2 separate regions of the Homo sapiens genome follow, and region 1 is linked to region 2. A link is a loop called in an ENCODE intact Hi-C map of the cell type or tissue named here. Cell type or tissue: thyroid gland. All regions are shown on one strand. Links, peaks and the distances in the headings refer to the core of each region. The heading gives the core; the rest is flanking DNA.

Region 1 (11,791 bases), core at 1,762-9,761, 660 kb before region 2:
TTAGGAGCCAACAAAGCCAGGAGGTGGGCAGGCAGCACTCGCAGTCTGCGCTGGAACGAGCAGAGTCTGGGCCGGGGAGAGCTGGTGCGCGTGTCACTTGAATGTGCGCCTCCACTGCCCACAAAACACTTCCCTTAGAAACAAAGGCAAAAAGGAAGCCCAACATAGAAAACGTGAAACCAAAAAACAGCAGATTCATTCATTCAAGACACATGTGTTGAGTTCTAATTATATGCTTGACACAGGTCTAGGCTCTAGTGAGGAACCTGAAACAAGGCAACACTCCTCCCTGCCCAGAGGTAGCACAGGCGTTCCAGAGGGAGAGAGCGATAATGAGCACTTGCATATTTAATATAATGCCCGACGGGGCAGCATTCACTGAGAAAGCAGAGAGCAAGGGGAGGAGATAAAGGCTGACCGGAGGGCAGGGGGCCTATTTCACATGGAGGTCATGGGAAACAACTGAGGGAGATGACATTTGGCAAGAGACCTAATGAAGTGAGTAAGTCGTAAGAATTCAGGGGAGAAGGGAAGTGTTCTAAGTGGAAAGGACCAGCAAGTGCAAAGGCCCTGAGGCATACACGAATGTGATCCGGGAAGTGCAAAGGCCCTGAGGCATACACGAATGTGATCCGGGAAGTGCAAAGGCCCTGAGGCATACACGAATGTGATCCAGGAAGAGCAAAGTGGTCCTCCAGGCAATCACAGAAAAAGAGGGCAAGAACAATGGGGTGGAGGTCGATGAGCTACGCAGGAAGCAGGTCAGGGCGGATACCACGGGCTGCACAGTGAGGAGTTTGGATGGAATTGTGGGATTTTGATGGGCAGGAGAGAGGATGATATGATTTGTGTGTATAGAGATCGGCTATAGGGTTGCAAGAGTCTGAAACATGGAGAAGAATTTGCAGGCGTTTGCGTTAGCCTAGGCCTGCAATGGTGATGGCTCTGAAAGGAGTGGAGGCAAATGTGAGGAGCAGGTGCATTTGAGCTGTGCTTTGCAGGTAGAACTGGGGGCCTTGCTGATGGAGTGAATGTGAGGAGGGTGAGAAAAAAGATAAACTATTACAGCATAGTAGTGCTTACGAGCAAAGACTAACCGTAACCCTAGGGTTAGGAGATGATAAGAGCCTACGTCGTTCAAGTCTTGTCTTTGCTCCTTACTAGCTGTGTAAATTTGGGCAAGGTATTTAACCTGTCTGTGCCCATCTGTAAAATGGGGATGATCATAGTATCTCCTTCGACTGGGGATTGTGAGTGTGCATGGGACACACACACGTGTTTAGAACACAATCTGGCCTCCAATAAGAATATATGTGTTAGTAATTACTATTATTGGTGAATTAAGCAATTAGGTGAATTTGGTGCCATTTACTGAGATGGAGAAGACTGGAGGAGGAGTGAATTTTGGGGAAAATCTTAGGAATTCTGTTTCGGAAGTGTTCAGTTTAAGATGTTTATCAGACTTATACACAGAGGTGTTGAGCTGGACATAGGAATCTGAAGGTCCCAGGGAAAAAGGAACTAGAAATAGAGATGCGATCTTTAAAGCATGACTCCTGAAAGAGATCAGAAACATTGAGAGCTTGGGGAAAGGAGGAAGAGTCAGCAAAGGGAGTTAAAAGAAAGGGCCGACAGTGTTGGAGAAAATTAAGTGTTCATTTTCTAAGAGAAACAGTGCTTCAAGAAAGAGGCAAGGCCAACTCACAAAGTCCAGTAAAGTTTGGAGCCATGGACGCTGCAACTTGTACAAGAGGCTTCAGTGTTGTGTGAGGTCAGACGCCTTTGCGGAGTGGGCCTGGAGAGCAGGCAGGTGAGAAAGTGCAGATGGTGTATTAGAAAGGCAGCCGCCAGGGTGCCTCCGCCCAGATGCGTGCAAGCTTGAGCTTTACAAACCCTTCACTTTCATGTTGGCACTGCTGTAAGGCCCATGGTTTTCTTGTTCCCTTCCTATTCTTTCAGGAAGGAATCAGAGTCAGCAATGATGGTTCTGTTGCTTAAAACTAGTGACACTGGCACACTCACCTGAATGGTGCACAATTTGGCACAAACGGATTTATGGATGTGAGTTGGAAATTGAGAGATTCTGTGTCCTAAAACCAATCTATAGATGATGATCTCCAGGTAATAGAAAGTTTTCCTGCCCTCTAAAATGATCCTATGTGTTTAATACAAATGTGCAAATAAATAAGACATCTGTACTAGCAATGAAAAGCAATCAGACAAATCGTGTAATTTTGGAAATCCTCACAAATGCTTCTTGTTTTTGTTTTGTTTTTGAGACAGAGTTTTGCTCTTGTTGCCCAGGCTGGAGTGCAGTGGCATGATCTTGGCTCACTGCAACCTCCACCTTCCAGGTTCAAGCGATTGTCCTGTCTCAGCCTCCTGAGTAGCTGGGATTACGGGCACCCACCACTACGCCCGGCTAACTTTTTGTATTTTTAATAGAGAGGGGGTTTCACCATGTTGGCCAGGATGGTCTCGAACTCCTGACCTCAGGTGATCCACCCACCTCGGCCTCCCAAAGTGCTGGGATTACAGGCGTGAGTCACCGCGCCTGGCCCACTAATGCTTCTTAACCTGTCCCTTCCTTTATGGACTTAATTGCGTCTTCCCAACATTCACATGTTGAAGTATGTGACTGTATGTGGAGATGGGACCTATAAGGAGATAACCAAGGTTAAATGAGATTGGAAGGGTAGGGCCTTGATCCAACAGGACTGATGTCCTTATAAGAAGAGAGAGAGGCATGAGGGCCATGGGAGGACACAGCAAGGGGCGCCATCTGCAAGACAAGGAGAGGTCTCAGAAGAAACCAGGCATGCCGATCTTGATCTCGATCACTGACTTGCGGCCTCTGAAACTCAAAAACGTGTTGTTTAAGCCAACCTGTCTCTGGTACTTTGTCACAGCAGCTGGAGCTGACTAATACACTTAACCTCACATACCTATTTGAATGATGTTCTTTAATCTCTTTAATCATGGTATCTCTTTAATCTCTTCCCTCTCCAGCAACCCCACTGTCGGTGCCCTCATTCAGGCACTCACTACCTTCTTCCTGCACCATTAGAAAAGTCTTCATATTGGTTTCATGTCTGCCCTAATCAACCCATTCCCTACACTCTTTCCAAGTCATCTGTCTTAGGACCAGAGCCAGGAATAGGATTAATTGGAGTCAGAGCTTCCCTTTAGGGCACTTCACCTGTTGGAGAACTGGAGAAAATATGAAGAGGATGCTCACTACGGGTGCAGGTTCCTAAGCACCACAGGAGTGTTGAAAGACAGAAACAAGCTGTAAACCCAGAGACACGCTGGGAAGAGGGAGCCCCAGCAGCCACTGCAGTGAGCTGGCCACTTGGCCACGCACAAGAAGTGGAATTTATTCATTCATTGATTTGCTCAATCATGTTGAATGAGCACAAATATATCTCTGACTTTGTTGAGCTTCTATCCTGGTGAGTGGAGACACTTAAACATAGGCATAAGTTAATGAGATGATTTAGGATGAAAAGGGGTGCTATGAAGATTCTGAAAGGGGCAGTGGGATGGTGGGAAGGGGTGCTTCTGGTAGCATGGTCAGATAAGTGGACAGAGGAAGTGACGGGACTCCTGGGATATGAAAGATGAGAGGTAGCTGGCCATGCAGGGGAATAACATCCCATGTAGAGGAAACTGCTCTTGCAAAGTAGATAAGATGGGTGGAGCCTACAGGCAGGGTCAGAGGGATTTCAGGTGTTGTGGACTGAGAAGCGCTAGATATAGCATCTTGTTGGCCATGGGAGGTGTGTTTCATCCTAATTAGACTGGTGGCCTCTGGGGGGTTGTGAACTGGGAGATGATAAGATTTTATCTCTATTTTAAGGTGGTCCTAGCTGCTGAGGGTGGAGGTGTTGCTGCTACACTGGGGTGTCAGCAATAGGAATCGGCAGGGGATGGAAGGCTCAGAGTTTCTTTTGGCAGTTAAGCTGCTGGGATTTGCTATTAGGTGGAATATGTTTGTGAGTGAAAGAGGGGCATTAAGTGTCCAGGAGGACGGTGGTGACATGGACTGAGAGAAGCAGGTTTGGGTGTGCCGATTTAGAGTTACAGTTTAGCTTGGGTAAGTTTCCGATGCAGTCATGCGTTACTTAACGATGGGGACACACTCCGAGAAATTCATCATTTACAGGTTTTGTCATTTTGTGAACATCAAAGAGTGAACTTGCACAAACCTGATACAGCACTAGCTTGTCCAACCTGCTGGCTGCAGGCCACTTGTGGCCCAGGATGGCTTTGAATGCAGCCCAACACAAACTTGTAAACTTTCTTAACACATATTTTTTTTCAATTTTTTTTTTTTTAGCTCACCAGCTATCATTAGTGTTAGTGTATTTTATGTGTGACCCAAGACAATCCTTCTTCCAGTGTGGCCCAGGGAAGCCAAAAGATTGGACACTTCTAGTATAGCCTATTGCTCCTAGGCTACAAACCTGCACAGCATGTGCAGTTGTGACACAATGGTGTTTGTGTATCTTAACATGGAAAGGTAGAGTAAAAATATGGTATCTTATTGTCTTATGGGCCCACCATCATAGATGCAGTCTCTCATTGACCAAAATTTTGTTATGTGTCACATGATGTTAGTACTAGATGTTACAGAAAGGGAGATTGGCAAATGCGTTCACAGATACCACTTAGGAAGTAAGAAAAGGGCCCAGATGGAGCGCTGCATTTGGCCAGAGGAACGTAGTTGGTGCTTTTGATAAGAGCCATTTTAGCTGAGCCATGAAGATGAAAACTGCTTTCACCAGAGCATGTTCGAGAGAGAATGTGAGGCCAGAAGGTGGAAAGTTTTGTGGAGAAGAGTAGAGAAGTGGGGGTAGGGAATCTCCAAGGGATGTGGGGTAAAAGAAGGAGTTATTTATGCTGAACTAGAGCAAGCCTTGCTTGTCTGCTGCCGGGAATGAAGCCTTCCAACTGGTGGTGCAGGAGACAGGGCCCGTCAGAAGGAGCTGGGTTCTCCTGCGGCTGGTGAGGTGAGGCACGGAGCACAAGTGATGGTGCTGAAAAAGCTAAAGTTGGGGAATGGAGGTTTTTTCCATTAGAAGAAATTTTTCTCCTAATGATACCAGGAGGATTTTTCCTCCTAATATCACTATATGATACTTTTATCTTTTATGCTGTGAATATTAAATGCCATTTGACTTTAATGGTACTATATAAACACGATGTATAATGCAAGTACTAACATTATAATTGTAATTTTAAAGAATAGTTTAATGAATGTAATGACTATTCAAATATCGTGCTAATAATTTACCATGAAGTAACAACTTTTCACTATGTTTATAGCAGATTAAGAAAAATGTCCCTTTTGGGGAGAATAGCGATAGACCAATTTTTGGATTTGAAAATCAGCGTCAATTTCCACTGTAGACTTTGGAAATGACCCTTTGCTTATGAGCTCCAAGCACCCACTAGAGGGCGCATGCGAAGGCCTCTCCAGGCACGCAAAGGAGCCGCCGGAGCCCTTTCCTTAGGAGGCGGATCTTAAACCAAATGTAAACAATTTTGCTTCATAACAGTGATGACTTACTTGTTGCTGTTTCCTAGGCAGCGAATTTAAGGGTAATGATCAAAAAGCTAAAGTTAGACGATTGAAGTTTTCTCCTTACTTGAACATTTCTTTTGTAAAAGCACATCTGTTAAACAAAAAAGATGAATATTGTTAAGCTTTTGCAGAGGTATATAAGTTCCTGAAGTCTTTTGAGATGAAAAAATGAAATCAAAATGCAAAACGCAATAATGATATATTCTGAAAGAAACTCCTCTTTGGTATTCTGTTATCAAATAGCCTTAGTGGGAAATGAATATATAGAGTCCAACTACCATTTCTCTATGGAAATAAAGCCCACGAGGTCTTTCCTTTCTTACCCAGTCCATTCCCTGATTTTAAACATTCAATAAGTTCCAAGCCAAGAAATGCATTTTTCTTCCTTTTGATGATTTTCTGTGGTTCCTTAAGATGGTTTGTAGAATATATTACGGCTGTTGACCCCTGCAGGCAGTTTCCAGATCTTCGTGGTTTCCTCTACAGCTGTGGGTATTTCTCTTGTGAAACCACAGGTCAGTTCAGAACCACAGAACTTATCCTGACAATTAGAATTTTAGCCACTGTCCTGTGGGATTTTCAGAGCCACAAGGACTCCATGCTTTCAGTCCAGATCCTTAAATTAGTACCATCTGATGCCTGAAACATTCATGCGTTATCCAAGGATCCGAGGTCAACCTTTCTCAACTTTTTATTGAAAGTTAGCATATGTGCCCATCTCCTACATGTCCCCACAAATACCCTCCCTAGAATGCAAGATCATGAGAATGAGGATTTGGCCTTCCCTATGTGTTCTCGTGCCTGCCCCGTTGCCTAGTACCTGGCCTTTGTAGCATGGCTGAGTCCTTCCTTAGGGTCTCATTTAGAGCAGTGGGTTTCAAACGTTAGATTGCATTCAACTCTGCTAGAGGGCTCGAAAAAACACGGATTTCTGGGCCCTATTCCCAGAGTTTCTGATTCATAAAGTCTGGGGAGTGGAAGAAAATCTGTATTCTAACAAGTTTCCAGGTGATGTTCTTGACGTGACAGCTAAGTTTTGAGTCCCACAGGGTTTAGAGCATTATGAGTTCCATCAGAAAGAAGAAAGGACATGCCTGATGCTGCAGAGTTCAGTTTCGACTGAGGGAGGGAACATGGCTAGTCTTCACATGGAAAGATAACCCTCATCAAGGGCATCACTGATCTTTGAGCCATGTTAAACGTGTAATGCCTGTCAACTGAATAGGACCTCTGGGCATGGAGAGAGGATGGTATGGAAACAGTCAAGTTGTTTGTTTGGAACTGGGTATGCAGTCACTTCTCACTGATTTCCCTGTGCTATTGTATTAACACTATGACAGTGTTTAAAGTATGAATTATTAACCACTTAGGCTTTTTAGCAAAGGAAGTATTTGTCTCAGTGATATCTACAATGGAAGTATTCATTTCTCCATTCACTTTTCGGAGGCATGGGTTTGGTCCTGGCTTTGCAATTACAGGCAGGAACCAGTAGGAGAACTGATCATCTGCTCCCATGTTGTATGTCTGCTGGAGGCAATATTTTGCCTTTCCATCTCCAAGTGAAGTCCGCCTGGCCCTCCCTGTCTCAGCCTGGACTTTTGGAAGCTGAGCTTCGACTGAATCAGTTTTTGCAAGGTCTAGGCTTTTTCTTTTTTCTTTCTTTTTTTTTTTTTTTTTGAGATGGAGTCTCACTCTGTCGCCCAGGCTGGAGTGCATTGGCATGATCTTGGCTCACTGCAAGCTCCGCCTCCTGGGTTCATGCCATTCTCCTGCCTCAGCCTCCCGAGTAGCTGGGACTACAGGCGCCCGCCACCACACCCGGCTAATTTTTTGTATTTTCAGTAGAGATGGGGCTTCACCATGTTAGCCAGGATGGTCTCGATCTCCTGACCTCGTGATCCACCCGCCTCAGCCTCCCAAAGTGCTGGAATTACAGGCGTGAGCCACTGTGCCTGGCCTAGGCTTTTTCCACCTGTTTGGATATCTGTTTCTTTAAAGAATCCAACATATGCAGCTTCTAAGTTTATGCTTTTCAAACAGGTGTGTGTGCGTTTCCTGCCATGTGCCAGGGGACATGAAAGAGCACAAAGTCAGCATGGCACCTCCTGGAGCAGGGATTCCAGGATTAGCCAAGTTGGAGGTTTTAGATGGAACTGGCATGCTGCCTGTGCCCTGCACTATGCCACCTCTGTTGCAGCATAGTGGACAGTCCCCATGCATGCCTTCCCGAGGGCTCATGGACTCTCTCAGCTTACCAACGGTCTTTCTCTAGAGCAGAAGTACCTTCTCAGCCAGCAGTTAGCCATTGTGGAGGTGCCAGGGGAGTTAATGCCCTTAGGAGCAACTCTTGGTCCTTGGAGGCAGGAGTCAGCACCCACTGAACGTCAGCATACATTTCCCACCTTCCAGCCCTTCCAAGGGATGATCCTCAGAAGTGTGTTCTGCTGGGTTCCTCCAAAGCTCTCAGTGAGACCCAGCTCCAGTTGCCCATAGTGGCAACCCAGCTCAACCATGCCCTCCTAACACCTTTTCTTTCTTCCCTGACCTTTCTGCCTGCACTCAAGTCTTTTCTCAGTTTGCAAAACCAGGATACACAATATTTAGTATCTCCCAAACGTAAAATAAGTGGAGTGCAAAATTCAAAGAAAATTCAGGATGCATAGTAGTGTTTAGAGAACAACATGGGGCTGTCATGATATATTAGACACTTGCTTTCCCTTCCATGAAAAAAAAAAAAGGAAAACAATTGCTCTGTGTTCTAAAGAAGATTCATTATCTGCTGTCTCTTTACTTACTGCATACATACACCTCAGACTTCTGCAATTTGGCTTCAGACCCCACTTTCCACTGAAACTCCTAATCAGTAGCCTCTAAATCTTCTTCTCCATGAGGATGGACTTTTTTTCCATTTGTTTGTGTCATCTCTGATTTCTTTGAAGAGTGCTTTGCATTCTCATTGCAGGGGTCTTTCACCTCTCTGGCTGGCTGTGTTCCTAAGTATTTTATTCTTTTTGTGGCAGTTGTGAATGGTATTGCCTTCCTGATTTGGCTCTGAGCTTGGCTGTTGTTGGTGTACAGAAATGCTACTGATTTTTGTCCATTGATTTTGTATACTGAAACTTTGCTGAAGTTGTTTATTAGCTGAAGGAGCTTTTGGGCTGAGACGGTGGGGTTTCCTAGATGTAGAATCATGTTGTCTGCAAACAGAGGTAATTTGACTTCCTTTCTTCCTATTAGGATGCCCTTTATTTCTTTCTCTTGTCTGATTGCGCTGGCCAGGACTTTCAGTACTGTGTTGAATAGGAGTGGTGAGAGAGGTCATCCTTGCCTTGTGCCAGTTTTCAAGGGGAATGCTTCTAGCTTTTGCCCATTCGGTATGATACTGGCTGTGGGTTTGTCATAGATGGCTCTTATTATATTGAGGGCAACCTAGGCAATACCATTCAGGACATAGGAACTGGCAAAGATTTCATTACGGAGATGCCAAAAGCAATCACAACGAAAGCAAAAATTGACAAATGGGATCTAATTAAACTAAAGAGCTTCTGCACAGCAAAAGAAACTATCAACAGAGTAAACAGAAAACATAAAGAATGGGAGAAAAATTTTGCAAACTATGTATTCGACAAAGATCTAATATCTAGCGTGTATAAGGAACTTAAAAAATTTGCAAGAAAAAAAAAAACAACCCCATTAAAAAGTGGGCAAAGGACATCAACAGACACTTTTTGAAAGAAGACATACATGTGGCCAACCAGCATATGAAAAAAATCTAAGTATCACTAATCATTAGAGAAATGCAAATCAAAACCACGGTGAAATACCATCTCGCACCAGTCAGAATGACTATTATAAAAAAGTAAAAAACTAACAGAGGCTGGTGAGGTTGCAAAGAAAAGGAAACACTTATACATTGTTGGTGGGAGTGTAAATTAGTTCAGCCATTGTGGAAAGCAGTGTGGGGATTCTTGAAAGAGCTAAAAATGGAACTTTTTAACCCAACAGTCTCATTACTGGATATATACCCAAAGGAATACAAATCGTTGTGTCATAAAGACATATGCGTGTGTGTTCATTGCATCACTATTCACAATAGCAAAGACATGGAATCAACCTAAATGCCCGTGAATGGCAGACCAGTCTACCACATTTTAAGTGGTAGATATACACCATGGAATACTATTCAGCCATTAAAAAGAATGAAATCGTATGCTTTGCAGGAGCATGGATGGAGCTGGAGGTCATTATTCTTCGCAAACTAATTCAGGAACAGAAAACCGAATACTACATGTTCTCACCGATAAGTAAGAGCTGAATAAAGAGAACCAATGGACACAAAGAGGAGAACAACACACACTGGGGCCTACTTGAGGGTAGAGGGTGAGAGGAGGGAGAGGAGCAGAAAAAATAACTGTTGGGTATTAGGCTTAGTACTGGCATGATGAAATAATCTGTACAACAAACCCTCGTGACATGGGTTTACCTATATAACAAACCTGTACATGTATTCCTGAACCTAAAATAAAAGTTAAAAAAGAAAATTAGCCAGGGATGGTGGCACGTGTCTGTAGTACCAGCTACTTGTGAGGCTGAGGTGGGAGGATCACTTAAACCTGGAGGTTGAGACTGCAGTGAGTCCCGTGATCTATGATCATGCCACTGCACTCCAGCCTGGGTGACAGAGCGAAACCTTGTCTTTAAAAAACAAAAATTGTTCTAAAGTCGTCAGAGAGATCCCCATATTTTCTATCTATAATTTACCTGTCATAGGCAAGGCGGCCTTCTCCTTCTTTTTTTGTTTTGAGACAGGGTCTGGCTCTGTTGCTCAGGCCGGAGTGCAGTGGTTCCCTCTAGGCTCACTGCAGCCTCAACCTCCTGGGCTCAAGCAGTCTCTCCACTTCGGCCTTCCAAGTAGCTGAGACCACCAGTGTGTGTCTGGCTACTTAAAAAAAAATATTTTGTAGAGATGAGGTCTCATTATGTTGCCCAGGCTGGTCTCAAAACTCCCGGGCTCAAGCAATCCTCCCGCTTCAGCCTCCCGAAGTGCTGGGATTACAGGCATGAGCCACCGTGCCTGGGCTCATTTTTCAGAAGCAAGGTCACTAATTATTTTACCTGTGCTTTTCTTCCTCTGTGATCTGGTGGTTCCCTCTCCTCTCTTCTGCCCTCCTCCTTCCTTCTCTCCCCTTCCCTCATCCCCTTTCCTCATCCCTCCTTGCAGCTCTGAGTGCTCAAATGCTGTTTGGACTCTTCCTTCTTATAAACATCATGCTTTTCTCTTTAGCTCATGGCCGAGTTTCTTAGCAAAGTGCTTTATGGAAGTGTAGGGAATAGAGATGTCACATAAAAATGGAATGAGTTGTGAAAACAGGCAGTTCCCATCTCCCCCAAGATAGGCAAATCTTTTAATGACCTCCCTGGGAGGAGGGAGCCAAGGGCATATTCAGATTTTATAGCACCGTGGTTCAGGATATTGAATGAATACAGTTATTTCATGATTAGAAATAAAATACACTTCAGAAAATCTTTAAAATGCCCAACTGTGCAAAGATAAATTTTACTATATTCATGACTATTCATTTTAATAGTTCTTTTTCCAGTTACTTACCATAGGTCTTATGTAATACTTTTGGCAGAATAAAACAAAGTACCATTTCTGCTTTCAAAACAGATCAGTTAATACATTCAAAGCTATTGTCTTTTTCCTCGTCAAAGATGGCATTGTTAGAGCCAGCATATATAAACTTTCTTCCCTGCTGAGTAGACCACGTGGAAAAATGCTTATTTTTTCTTATAAGAATAAAATTGCAATCTTTCAACAGAACATGTTGATTATGCCATCTGGCACATAATTTCTTTGCTTAAATTAAGCTGAGAAATCAATTCAGTGTTGAAAGATATTATCCGTTTAGCATTTTTTTTTTACCTCCAGGCAATTTGAGAGAGGGAAAAAAATAAGTTGTTTTCTTTTCTAAGTATGTGAATTATATAGGTCTTGAATATTTTCTTCTACATAGGGGAAAATTATAATTTATAAGTAGATAGCTACGATCCACTGGGATTTCTTGTTCTGAAGTTATGCCAAAGCTGTACTGCGTTACCGGAACCTGCCCTGGAAGACCAGGTGACACTTGAAGATTAGCATCGGTTGATAGACGGTGTGATCAAATGATGGCAAAGACCTGTCCTAAGAGTTGTCTACAT
Region 2 (11,791 bases), core at 1,206-9,205:
CCCTGACCTCGTGATCCGCCCGCCTCGGCCTCCCAAAGTGCCGGGATTACAGGCGTGAGCCACCGCGCCCGACGGGTCTGTCTTTTTTAAAGCCAAAAACTAGTCACCGCTGCAACACTGTTAGGATGCTGCTGCTGAAGGCCCCACCGGCATTCTCCCTCGCTAACGAAGAACCAACAAGGACCAAACGAAGGGGACATTTGCTTCTCCCAAAAATAGATTACCCATCCAACTGAGAAAATTAAAGGTTGACTCTAGTCTGTGTCCATGTTGATAGGGAAAGTTACTGCGGTACTAAGGTACCGTAGAAGAGACGGCCTAGTTGGACGTAAAAACACTTTGGCCACCAGCCTGGAGGTAAAACCCAAGCTACAAAAGCCAGTAATTAAAAGAAGAGTGAAAATGATCTGAGATAAAAGCTATTTTGTGCGGATCGTTTTAAGAGTTAAGAGTTTATGTGAATGGTTTATTTAAATGGCTATAAAACTGCAAAGGTGTTTATATATGTAAAATATGCATATTGGAGGAAGTCGGCCGGCAGCTTCACCCTCCTGCGGGAAAATGCAAAGTCCATCACCAATAGTCGGTCTACCGCAGAGAAGTCTGCAAATCCCAGGGGCCTGGAACTCTAAAAAGGCCATTCAAGCCTCAGGTGGACTCCACGTTTCTCCATTTCCCTGCCCTTCCGCTTTTCTTTCCTTAACAAGCTTCTTATAACATTTGCGTTTGATGAGGTTCAAGAGGTCACTTCCCCTCCCTCTCCGCCCTCCTCGCTCGGCGGAGCGGCCGCGTCCGGACCCCTTTCTGAAGGCCGTCCAAGCCCGCGGTGCCCGGCGGCGGCTGCGCTGCCTGAGGTTTCGCGCCTCGCGCCCGGCGGCCGCCGCTGCCGGGGCCGGTCTCGCCCACGGTGAGGTCAGCCTGCCCTTCCCTGCCCTGTGCCGCCTCGCGAGTCCTGGAGAGGCCCGCGCCGGCCTCGAAGCAAAAGACGACCGCCGAAACGCGACCGTTTACCGCCTGCTTTTTCCAAGCAAAATTTGGAGACAAGTCCCACCCGGGGAAGAACCTGGCTAAGGGTCGGACATGGAAGAGAAGACGCTAAAACAGAAATTGCCTCCCTGCTTTCCACCTGCAGCTTCTAGACGCCGCCCTCGGTGCCACCCCTCGCGGAAGGCGTTCTCCCACACCGGGGTCGCCACTGCGCCCAGCTGCAGAAAGCACTCCGCACCCCCAGCAATTCGGGGCATGGAGCCGGCGGGGGTGGCGCGGCCGGGGCCTGGAGAAGCAGCGCTGAGTCCGACACCGCCCACCAGGCCCCTCTTGGAGAACTAGACAGGCGACAGCACTCAGGACCCCGGCTGCGGCCGGCGCCGCGGCAGCCACGCGCTCCAGCCCGCGTGCACCTGCTTCGCTCCGCCGCGCTCCCGGCTTAAGCCGGCGGCTCCGGGGTCCTGCCCCGACTTTTCGTACTTTCTCCCTGCTCCGTGCCTAACTCAATTCTTAACCAAATCCTGAAAGCACAGGAGTTTGGTTGGGGCTGGGACAGGCGCAGGGACCCAATTCTCCCCAAGCTCTGCGGGCCACGGCCGAAACCACCCCGGGGAAAGCCGTAGGGGCGCGCCGGCCCACGCGGGACCGAGTTCAGAGGACTCTGCACCGTCAGTTTCAGGGCCGACGTTTATAGAGCGCTTCCCACGTGCCGCACGCGGTTCTAAGAGCTTGGCTTGTATTAATTCGTTTAATCCTCCCAGCAACACTGTTAGGCATTATAATGATCCCAATCGTAGAAGTCAAAAAACCGAGGTGCAGAAACAAAGTAACTTGTTCCAGATCACGTAGGTGGTAAGTGCAGGGTATTCTGGAGCAGGAGGGAGGGTGGAAAGCACAGAAAAAAAAAAATGAACTGGGAAAAGCGTTGACGTGCTTAGTATTTCATACTGCAGGTTCCACTTTCAGAGCCAGGCTGCGAGCCTACAGGGTAGAGTAGGGGTGCCGGGCCCCCTGGTGTCCTGGCGTACTCGGGGGGAAGACAGTCGCCGGCCGCCGGGCTCCTGCCACGCTGTGGCGCGCGTGGAAGGTGAGGGTCCTCCGCTGTCCCGCCGCCTCCCACAGGGCGGCCCAGAGCCTGCATCTTTTGCAAAGGGAACATAGGATGGAGAGAAAGAAAGTCCCGCCTGAAATAAGCAAACGCGGTGGCGGCTTTGCGGTCGGCCACGTCCGCTAGGAACCCGCGAGGCGCCCTTGCGAGCTGCGCAGTCGAGTTTTCTTTCCACTGCACTTTCACGTTCTGCCGGATGGGATTTCGGGGGCAGAAGACTCCTCGAATGCAGACCGGCTGTCTGTGGCTGGACCCCCAGTGCTGCAAAGGAATCTGATATACCTGGAGGAACCAACCTCGAGGTCCAACCAAGGGAAACATCCCCTCTCCTTCTCCCTCTCCCAGAGCTCCCTCTTTGCAGTGGAGCCCTAGAGAACCAACCCACAGCCCGAAAACACCCGGAGACCAGGGACCCCGGTCCTCATAGGCAGGCTCACACTTGTAGACAATGGACCCATATTTTCCTCATTAAAGACAAACCCAAATCCGCCTATGAGAGATTACCCAGGGAATGAGAGATCCCAAGTACCGTGAAACTTAGAGGGTGCCTTAAAACTAAAGTGTTTTTATTGGATTGAACCAAAAATAACTATAAATGTGTGTATGTCAGAATGTTAATACCTTTTTATAACCGTTATTTCACCTTTATAATAACTGTGGGAGGGGGCATCATTTTTTCTTACTTTTGTTTTCCTGATCCCCATTTTACCATAAAACAGAAACAAGCCCAGAAACATTATTAAGTGACTTAAGGTAATCAGGAGCAGGTGCACTTCTCAGACTGTAAACGAGGGCAATGTGACCACCGCATCGCCACTCATCTGTGCAGGGTGGCGTTGGGGGTGAGGGAAATGCTAAGAGCACAACATGGATTGTTGGGGGGCAAAAACAACAAATAAATCAATAAACAACTATTTGTGAAATATGTGTACGGAGTCCTCGGGGCAGGGGGCTGGATATAAAGCCAAACTTATCTCCCATGCTCCGTGGTCCACTCCCCATGACTCCTTCACCTCTCCAGCCTAGTCTGAAATTCTCCCTCAGGCACTTTCAGATGATATGAAAAATTCTTCCACAGCTAGCCACTGTCAGGAAAAAAATGATTTGGAAACTGTTGTACGGTGCACATGGACAATGCATACCTGCAGATATTTTCAAAGGACACGTGCTCTTGTGATACATTATGTTGTCGGGCATATATGGAAGGCATCCTGGGATTAACTCTGGTGACTGAAGGAAACAGCACTCCTTTTCACCGTTTACAGCCACTGCGTGTACCCGGCCTGCAGTGAGAGTGGGGGAGGGAACATTTGCCAGCCTTTCTGGAGATCCAGCAGCCAGAAGAAAGCCAAGAAACTCAGAGCTGTAAGTCACCTGGGGAAATGGAGAGTTCTGTTTGTAAAATACACATCCACAACAATGTCTCAGCCCTATTTTGAAATTCCTCATGGGAAGGTGTGCGTGCATATGCCAAAATGTAATCTTAGGTATGAGAGCTAGAACCGGAGATGTGGAGAGGAGTTACAAAGTGCGCTTTTAAAACATGATGTCTAGATTTCCTCTAAAATATTTCAGCAAGAAATGAAAACAGAAAGATGAATGAAGCAAGTGTGGCAAAACCTTGGTAACTGTTACATGTAGGTGATGGGCGTATGAGAGCGTATACTCGCTCCACGTTGGTATACTATGAAACTTTTTTCGTAATAACAAATATAAAAAGATCCTGCAGCCCCGGCTGAGACGCCCCGATCCACCTGGTGCCTCCCCTTTGTATCAAGCCGGCCCCACAACGACCCCTCAAGCTCCTTCCTGTCTTGCAGACTTCTACCAGGACGAGTTTAGACAGCTGCAAGGGTGTTCTTAAGAAGCTAAAAGAAATGAAAAATCACAATTTTTAAAAATCGCTGTCTTTCTGTCCCTGTAGCCACCGAAAGACGAGGTACTTCCTCAGGGACAGAATGCTGACGCCGCGCAGAGTCGGCCGAATCCAGCTTCTCCAAGGGCGGGCGGGTGGGATGATTTGTTGATTTGCTTGTTTTCCACCAAACCGCAGGGCACCTCCAGGAGCTCCGGGACAACTTACAAATGAAGACACAGAGCCCCCGTCCCTTGCTTCAGAGAACCAAATAACGGAACTGAATGATCGTTTCTTCAGCAAAGCCTAAAGACGCTTGCGTCCCGCGGAGAGGTGCCCACGCGCGACTCGGCTGCCCCCTCTTCTTGCGGGTCCGGGTAGGGTAGGGCGGGAACGCGGGACGTGCCCTAAGCGGGCCAGCCGAGCGCGAGACAGGCGATGCTGCAGAAGCCTGCCCGCCTGCGGGTCACACACCGGCCGGCCTCGGCTGCAGGGGTTGCGGGGCCACGGGTCGCGGGGCGCCGGGAGCCGCGAGCAGGTGACGGCCGCGCCGGGCAGCCCCGCGGGCCGCGATTCCCGAGAGCCTGGCGCCACCCCGCGGAAGCCGGAGGAACTGCGGCTTCTTCCCGCTCCCGCGCGGAGGGGAGAGGGAGGCGCAGCGCGGAGGGGAGAGGGAGGCGCAGCGCGGAGGGGAGAGGGAGGCGCAGCGCGGAGGGGAGAGGGAGGCGCAGCCCGCACCGCGCAATCCCGGGGCTCTGGCGGGAGGGAAGGTGACTTGCGTGGGACGACTCCAAGAGGCCAGGCCCGGCCTTCGCAGTTCACCCACGAGGATACCGCGACCAAGCCACCAAAGCACTCTCTGGCCAGGCCGAGACCCCTTTTCCCCCGGGCCCCAAGAGAAAAAAGCACTTTCTCCTAAAACACGAACTCCCCGCGGAGGGGCCCGGGGCTGCCTGGCACGGGGCAGGGTGTGCGGCTGCCGTGCGGGCGCGGGCCAGAGTCACGTGGAGGCAGGCGGAGAGGGCGAGGGGGCCCCCGTAAATCATCCTGAGGGATTTTTGGCCCAAGTCCCTGTTTCCGAAAGGTTGCGGGACGGCTTTGACGTTGATTATGTAGCTGTTCTCTTTTCAAGTGCGCGCCCCTCCCCACCGCAGCCCGTCTGGTGTGCGAGGATTGTGTTTGAAAGGGAGGAAGCATCCTTGAAGTGGTGGGTGATGGATTGTCTAAACCCTTCTGGGACGTTCTGGGTGGGGGTTTTCGAGGCAGCTCATCAATAAAGACCCCCCTGGAGAGAAGGGGCGGCTGGAGACCAGCCCCCGCCGCGCAGCCCCGAGGCCCCAGGCCTGGAACACAGTCCTCGGTGTGGGGCACAGGGCGTGAGGGGAGGATGAGCTCCCCCTGAGCAGATGGAGATTTCTCCTTGCCTGGGCCGTTTGACCCCCAAAGCCTTGCAGACTGGCCGCGTGGGTGCCATGGGGCGATTTCTTGGGAAAGGAGGGCAGCAGAAAGGCCCGTGGGCTCTCAGCGCCTTGGAGTCAGGGGAGCAGGAAGGGGAGTGGAGGTGCGGACACGCCTCCAGCCACCGTGCTCCCCTAGGAGGATCTCCCTTCAGCCCCTGTAGAACCCTGCATCTCAACCACCCTCGTGCATGTGGTTTACCTTGGCATAGATTTCCAAGCCGCTACAGAAAACCTGTCCACCTCCCCCAAGGTGGAGGCGGGAGTTGGGAGGCAGGGGTGCTGGAAAGGGTCACCTGGCTCAAGCCGACCCCAGGTCTGACGGGCGGAGAGCCTCGAGGGCCACGCCCCAGGCCAGTGGTGTCCTCTGAGGCCGCAAAGCCGACTGGCTTCTGGAGGAGCAGCAGCCTCGGCCTCAGCCTCGGCTGGGAAAAGACGCAGTCGGGGCCCTCCGTGCTCCAAACTTGAACTACTCTGGGTCCCCACGAGGAGGAGGCTGCCCTGGGGTCAGAAACTCCGACGGAAATGAAGGGGAGGGGGCGTAGGTTCCCTGGCACAGCTCGGCCTGGAGAGGCAGCCTGGGGGCCCAAACTCATCTAGGGCGCGCCCGGAGCTTCCCCGGCCTCTCTTGGCCCATCGCGAACGAGCTCCCCTCCCCGACTGGGTCGGCCTCGGGCGCCTTTCGCCTTCGCAGGCCGCCGGGGTTCCGCGGAGGGCTTGTGTCCCTCCCTCCCGCCGCCGCAGCCCGCCCGAAGGTCAGGCCGCATCCGGGGCCCGGGGCCTTTGGCCAGGCTGCGGGGAGGGGTGGGGTTGGGGGGCTCCCCAAAGCAGCTTCTCGGAGGCGGCGTCGGGGCGCCCTGAGGTCCCTAGTCGGCCTCTGGGCGCCGAGCACGTTTTATTTATCCCCACAGAGGATGCTGGAGGACAAAAGAAATATTTGGACGTCAGAGCTGATTTATATTTTTGGAAGAGCTACGTTTCCTTTTCTGAAGAGAAGCGAGCGCGCCCCATATCCTGAGCTCGGCGGGGAGGACGAGAGGGGAGTTTTGATGCGCCAGGAAGTTCATCTATCGCCCAGGCGCTCAGGACCCGGCGCCCCGCCGAGTTCGCCGCCCTCGGAAATATTTATTTATTTGGGGGAAGGGAGGGCAGCGGGGAGGAGACCAGCCAGACGGGAGAAGAAAGCCCTGCCCGGGCTGGGTTGGGACCTCCAGGGCGCTTCCCCGCGCGGCCGCAGCCGGCCAGCCTCTGGTCTCGGTTGGAGGGCATCGCAGGCGCGGCCTGGCGACCTCCGGGCGCCTTTGGCTGGTGTCTTCCGTAGCCCTCGGCGCGCACCCTCCCGCGTGCAGTGCCCGGAGTGACCTCTTCAGGCCCCGCGGGCGCCTCCTGGGTGGGCCCCGCGGCCCCTCCAACCCTGCCCAGCGTGTGTGCGCGGCCTAGCCATCTTTCTCCCCAGCCTGGGAAGGCGGGCGGGAGGAGGGGATCCGAGGCCGGGGGCCGCGGAGCAAAAGGCACGCGGACCCCTAAACGACCCCCGAGCGTTGCCACAGCCGGGAGGGCGGAGGGAAGGTGTGCAGAGCTCGGGGGTCTCCCAGGACGCAGCTTGGCTCCTACCGGTTTCCAAGGCATCTGCAAGCTCTGTCCTGCGACCTAAAGCATGGGGACGTCCCTTCCAGCAGCATCAGTGGGCGAAAAGTTAACATGCTGAGGGCCACCGGCACCCACACTTGCTTCCAGGAATACTTGCGGTACAGGCTTCCTGACTTATTTTCTTTAGCCGCTGGGTGCCCCCCCTTCTTCCCCCGTTGGGAGACGCAGACCGACTCTGTTCCAACCTAAGCCCCTTCTCTCTGCCTTTTGGACAAAGCGGGCCGCCTCTGCTCTCCACTCACTCCCCGCAACCCCGCAACTCGCCACCCCTAAACGCAGCGGGCTGTAGGCGAAGTCGAAGAGGTGCTCCGCCTGGTACCGCGGCCTGCGCACTGGGATCGGGGCCTGCAGGCCGCTGGGCTGGCTCCTGGGATCATCCCAAGGTTTTGGTCTCGCAACCGAGGGGACCCGCGCCCGGCAATTTGGGAAGTGCGGAAATGGGGTGAGGCCGGTCTTCGCTTGAGGGTCTCGTAGATTGGACCCCTTTTTCCCCCTTCAAGCACCCTCAGACCTGGCCAGTGGGTCATCGAGTCGTGCCCACCGCCCAGGCCAGGAGATCTGGGGCTACTGGGAGATCTCTCATGAAGGTGGCTATAAAAAGAGCCCTGACCGGGACACAAGCCTTTGGAGAGCGGAAGACTCTATCCAAATAAACACTGGGAACTGGGTGGCTGGTGTTCAGGCCCGGAGGTCTGGGGGTTTCTGGACCTAGGAAGGAGAGCAGACTCCAGGAGAGGTGTGAAATTCCCACTCCCGGCCACCTTGCTCTCTCCAACCCCCGCCTCCGCGCGTCCTCCTATTGCTGTTCCCGTCCGCATCTTCTGCTGTTATGTGAAGTTTCTAAAGAGGCCTCTGCAGCGTGCAGGCTGGTGCTCTTCCAGCATTTCCTCAATCACGCTGACACCCCCAGGCCCCAGCACTGAGTTCTCGCCGTCCACATTTAGAAAGGCCTCGCAGGAGTTCGAGAATCCTCTACACGACTTAACTTTGCGCCTAAATACAGAGCGAAAACAGGGGTCAGTCTCATTTTGAATTGGGAAGAGGCTTCCCTCCTCCCGGGCCCAGGCGGAAGGCAGGGAGGGGTGCGTCTTAGATGGCCGCAAACAGTGCGGTGCGGATGCGTCTCTCCTGTCGGTGACTGGTTTAGTCTAAGCCATTTCATGTGAAACCCACGAAGCAGAGGAAGCATGCTAAGAACACAGAATTTAAACCGCAATAATGAGGAGATTTCCTAGAATAAAACGCCGATTACAGAACAAAATCGGAGAAACCCAAGCTTGTTGAAGTTTACATTCCCTTGCGCTGGGGCAGGGGTGGGACCTAAAGGGTTGGAGGGGAAAGGAACCCGCAGCCCAGACGGGACAGTCAACCAAAGCGGGATGGAGAGAGGACCCATCGCGGCGGAGGCTGCATAGTTTTGGTTAACCAAGGACTGCCTGGGCTGATCTAGACTCATTTATATGAACCATACCTTCCCTTCCCGTAAGAAAAAAAATGTCAAGATTCATGTTATTTATAGGGAGTGAAAGTGAGTGAAGAGCTCACCCCCATAAGAAGGAACCCCAGTAGGGGGGTGGGGGAGCCATCCTAAGCAAGGCTCTGTTTCAGAGACAAACACAGCTTTCCTTTTAAACCCTGTCTGCTAACCAGAAATTAAGGTATTCCTCCCAGGGATACAGAAATTGACATAATTTGCTATCACATACATTCTTACTCAAGAGATTTGTATATATCAGTGATTAAAACAAAGCTCAGAGAGGCTTTGCTGTAATGCAGTGGAAGGAACACTGACTTTGGAGTTCCAGGCCCAGGCTGCTGGCCAGCTTTGTCACTTGCCCCAGCGTGACTTGTAGCCAGTCACCCAGTCTCTGAGCCTTAGTTTCCTCACCTCAAAAGGAGGATGATGATACCTGGGCCACTTGGTGGGTGACAAGATGGTACCTGCGAGGTCTGTAACAAACAGATGCAGGGTTTAGTCACTGTAGACGTGGTGGTGGTCTATGCCATGAGAATAGTTTCCAGAAGCAGAAGTGGGGTATCCAAGAAAGAGTTTTGGAGAGGAGCCTTCCTGCTGATATAACTTAAGAAGGCCCCCAAGCTGCTTATCTTTCTGGAGTTCAGGGTCTACAGGGGCAGTATGCAGACCCCTACAGAGAGGGAAGGCTTCCAGTCAGCTGACCGCCTCCTGGCCCTAACTGCTCTCCAATGTCCACTGCCTTCCCACGACCTGGCCGGCCCTCATAACACTCACCACACTCTAAGTGGGATTTCTTGCAAGTTTAGAGTTTAGGTAAAATGGATACTGCTGTTGCTTGGATGGAGAAAGGAGCCTTTTAAAAAAATCCCTCATAATTTAACCAGCTGAATTGGTAGAAGCTAAAAGAATCTGGGGTTTTTTGCTTGTTTCCTTGTTTGTTTTAATGAGTACCTGTGGACTTCCTAAAATCTCAGGCAAGTTGGAAGTATTTTTCTGGAAACTGGCTCCATAGCTTCCATCGTATTCTCAGAGGATGACCCCATAACCCCAAAACTGGGAGCTACTAGTATAGAAGGTTATCACTGGTCCTGCCTGGATTTTAAGGTTAGCGCCTTTTATTCTTCAGTCTCCGGGTCCTAAAACCTTTTAAGGCCTGCTCTTAACAAGTTGGATCTGTATTCCCTGAGATCCAAATACATATAATTTTCAGGCACAGAGAATCAGAGAGAGTCCATGGCTAAGTGACAATGAGTACTGAATGTTTCCAAAGCCCGTTGCCCACCGCCCCCACCTACAAATGAGATAATTGTCCTTTTCCCCCACAAGCTTCTCCCCTGGGCTCTTTCCATTTAAAGCACACACACACACACACACACACACACACACACACTGAACTCTATGTCAGTAGAGCTCCTTTAAGATCCTATCTGTCCTCCCCACTCCAGCTTCTATTTTATGAAAATAATTATATTTTAGGCACTTAGAGCATTGGTTTAGTGAACACATTATATTTACTTTCATATTTAGTTATGTATTTTTAAGTTATTCCACACAAAATGACAAATGAGGGCAAGAGAAAAAAATACCATGAAATATATGGGGACGCACCCCCCAAAAACGCTCAGCAGTCAGTCAGAAATTCTTAGAAAGTGGAAACAACTGCGAAGCCCTACCCCAACCCAATCAAAACATCCCACCCGGAAAAGAGCGACTTGTTTCTTTTTTCTATTGGAAATGAGTGGTAAACTGAGTTCGGTTTGGCGGTGTTTTCTTAGCTGACTCTCGGCTACAATCAAGCCATTTTCGGACACATTCCCATGTAGGTACCAGGGGTGCTCTGGAGGAAGCTGTCGACGCCTGTTCAGCTAATTTAGGTTTTCTTTGTCTAATTACTGTGGAGCTTAGGGAGAAGGAGCCGGCTCAGGGCAGTAAACTGACACTCGGTCTCTGTGTGTGGTATCCAGGCAGGGTTTGATGGAAAAAGCCTGCTTCCACTCAACCTCAGGTCACTGTCTGGGGCCAGCCCCGGCCCACCCCCCTCCCACATACCCCTCCCCTCCCCACCCGCCCTCTCTGCATCTACAGCCCCACCAGCACACTCAGCCAGGAGCAGTCCCCCGGCACTCCAGGGGCACACAGGGCTCCTGCCGCCCCAGGGGGCCTGCCTAGGCTGTGCGGCTGTGAAGGCTCTTTGCCTGGTGTCTTCCTCCTGATTACTGCACAACCTCCCTTTCTCCTGCCTCCTGCAACTCCCCAGGCTCCCCAGCAGGCACACCCGTGCACCTCGGTCCTTTCAGCCTAGACGCAGCGGGGTGCCCAGCTCTACCTCCTGTTTGGTCCGCTGGTCTGCAGCACCTTCTTTCTGGGCCTCCCCCTTCAGCCCTTGGGAGGCCCCGCCAGCTCCGGCCTCCTGCTCTCCTCCTCCCTCTCCCAGCTCCTATCCCTGGTCGGACTACATTTCCCTGCACGTGTAATCCAATAACTAACTGTCGGGTCTCATTGGAAGTGATTGCTCCCGAGGGCACATCTCTCTCAGAGCCTGACTCTTACTTAGGGAGGAATTAGCCACAACTGGGGAGAAGTGTTCTCGGACAGGAGTTAGCTGAGACCTGGCACAGTTTTGGGTGGGCAATGTTAAGACGGAGGATGTAAACCTAGTGACAGCTGCACACCCCTTCAGGACTGACTATAAATATAGCCATCTCGCTTATCTCAGGGTCTTTCTTTTTCTTTCTCTTTCTTTCTTTTCTTCCTTCCTTCCTTTTTCTTTTGCACTTTTTTCTTACAGAACACTAACTGGGGTGCGGGGGTGGGGGGAAGAAGTGGAAGCAAATGCAACCCTAAGTCCCATGAGATCCAGGTTTCCAGAGTCTTTGAAACTTGGCCTAGGTTTCTCAGTGTAAATCCCTCTGCTCAAAGTTCCGAAAACGTCCACGATCGCCAGCGGCCCGCAACCCTGCGGCGGCCCCCAGTCGCCCTAACAATTGTCGGGGAGCCTGCAGGCCCTGCCAGAAAGAGAGAGGATTGGCACGTTACCTTTGGGCGTCTGGCACCCCGGCGTGTGGCTGAGGGCGGCAAAGTCTAAACGAAGTTGACAGATGGAGTCAGTATCGGCCCTGGGGAGGGCGGCCAGGGAGGCTCCGAGCAGCCGCACCCGCAGCAGCACCACTCGGCCCGGCGGGCCAGGAGGAGGAAGGGGGCGCGGAGGGGCGGGGCTGGGTCCTGGGATGGGACGCGGGGCTTGCTGCGGGGGGCAA

The links. Hi-C counts contacts between places; a loop is a spot of excess contacts. Peaks named below come from ENCODE experiments on the same cell type or tissue, not always from the same donor. Only the 100,000 strongest peaks of a DNase experiment are listed, where the experiment ranks them.
Region 1: a loop joins it to region 2, with 2.4 times the contacts of the local background. A loop is called at or near these places in 44 of 110 quality-filtered maps.

The regions. Positions count from the first base shown.
Region 1 is chr6:716,717-728,507 of GRCh38, forward strand. It overlaps LOC105374873 (a long non-coding RNA gene), which reads right to left. Exons shown (of 3, transcript XR_001743915.2): 3 at 11,120-11,791. Among named protein-coding and RNA genes, the nearest start is that of EXOC2, 29 kb to the left of the region's middle. RefSeq lists a silencer at 5,387-5,466. In thyroid gland, for the core only: a CTCF peak has its summit at 5,452 (motif pointing right); a DNase peak (open chromatin) is centred at 5,475.
Region 2 is chr6:1,377,449-1,389,239 of GRCh38, forward strand. It overlaps FOXF2-DT (FOXF2 divergent transcript), which reads right to left. Exons shown (of 3, transcript NR_187218.1): 1 at 11,571-11,791. Among named protein-coding and RNA genes, the nearest start is that of FOXF2-DT, 6.1 kb to the right of the region's middle. RefSeq lists enhancers at 613-1,126, 6,322-7,101, 7,102-7,881 and silencers at 4,390-4,489, 4,600-4,649. In thyroid gland, for the core only: a CTCF peak has its summit at 4,552 (motif pointing left); no DNase peak of the experiment used is centred there; H3K4me3 peaks cover 728 bases; H3K27ac peaks cover 1,159 bases; H3K27me3 peaks cover 5,886 bases.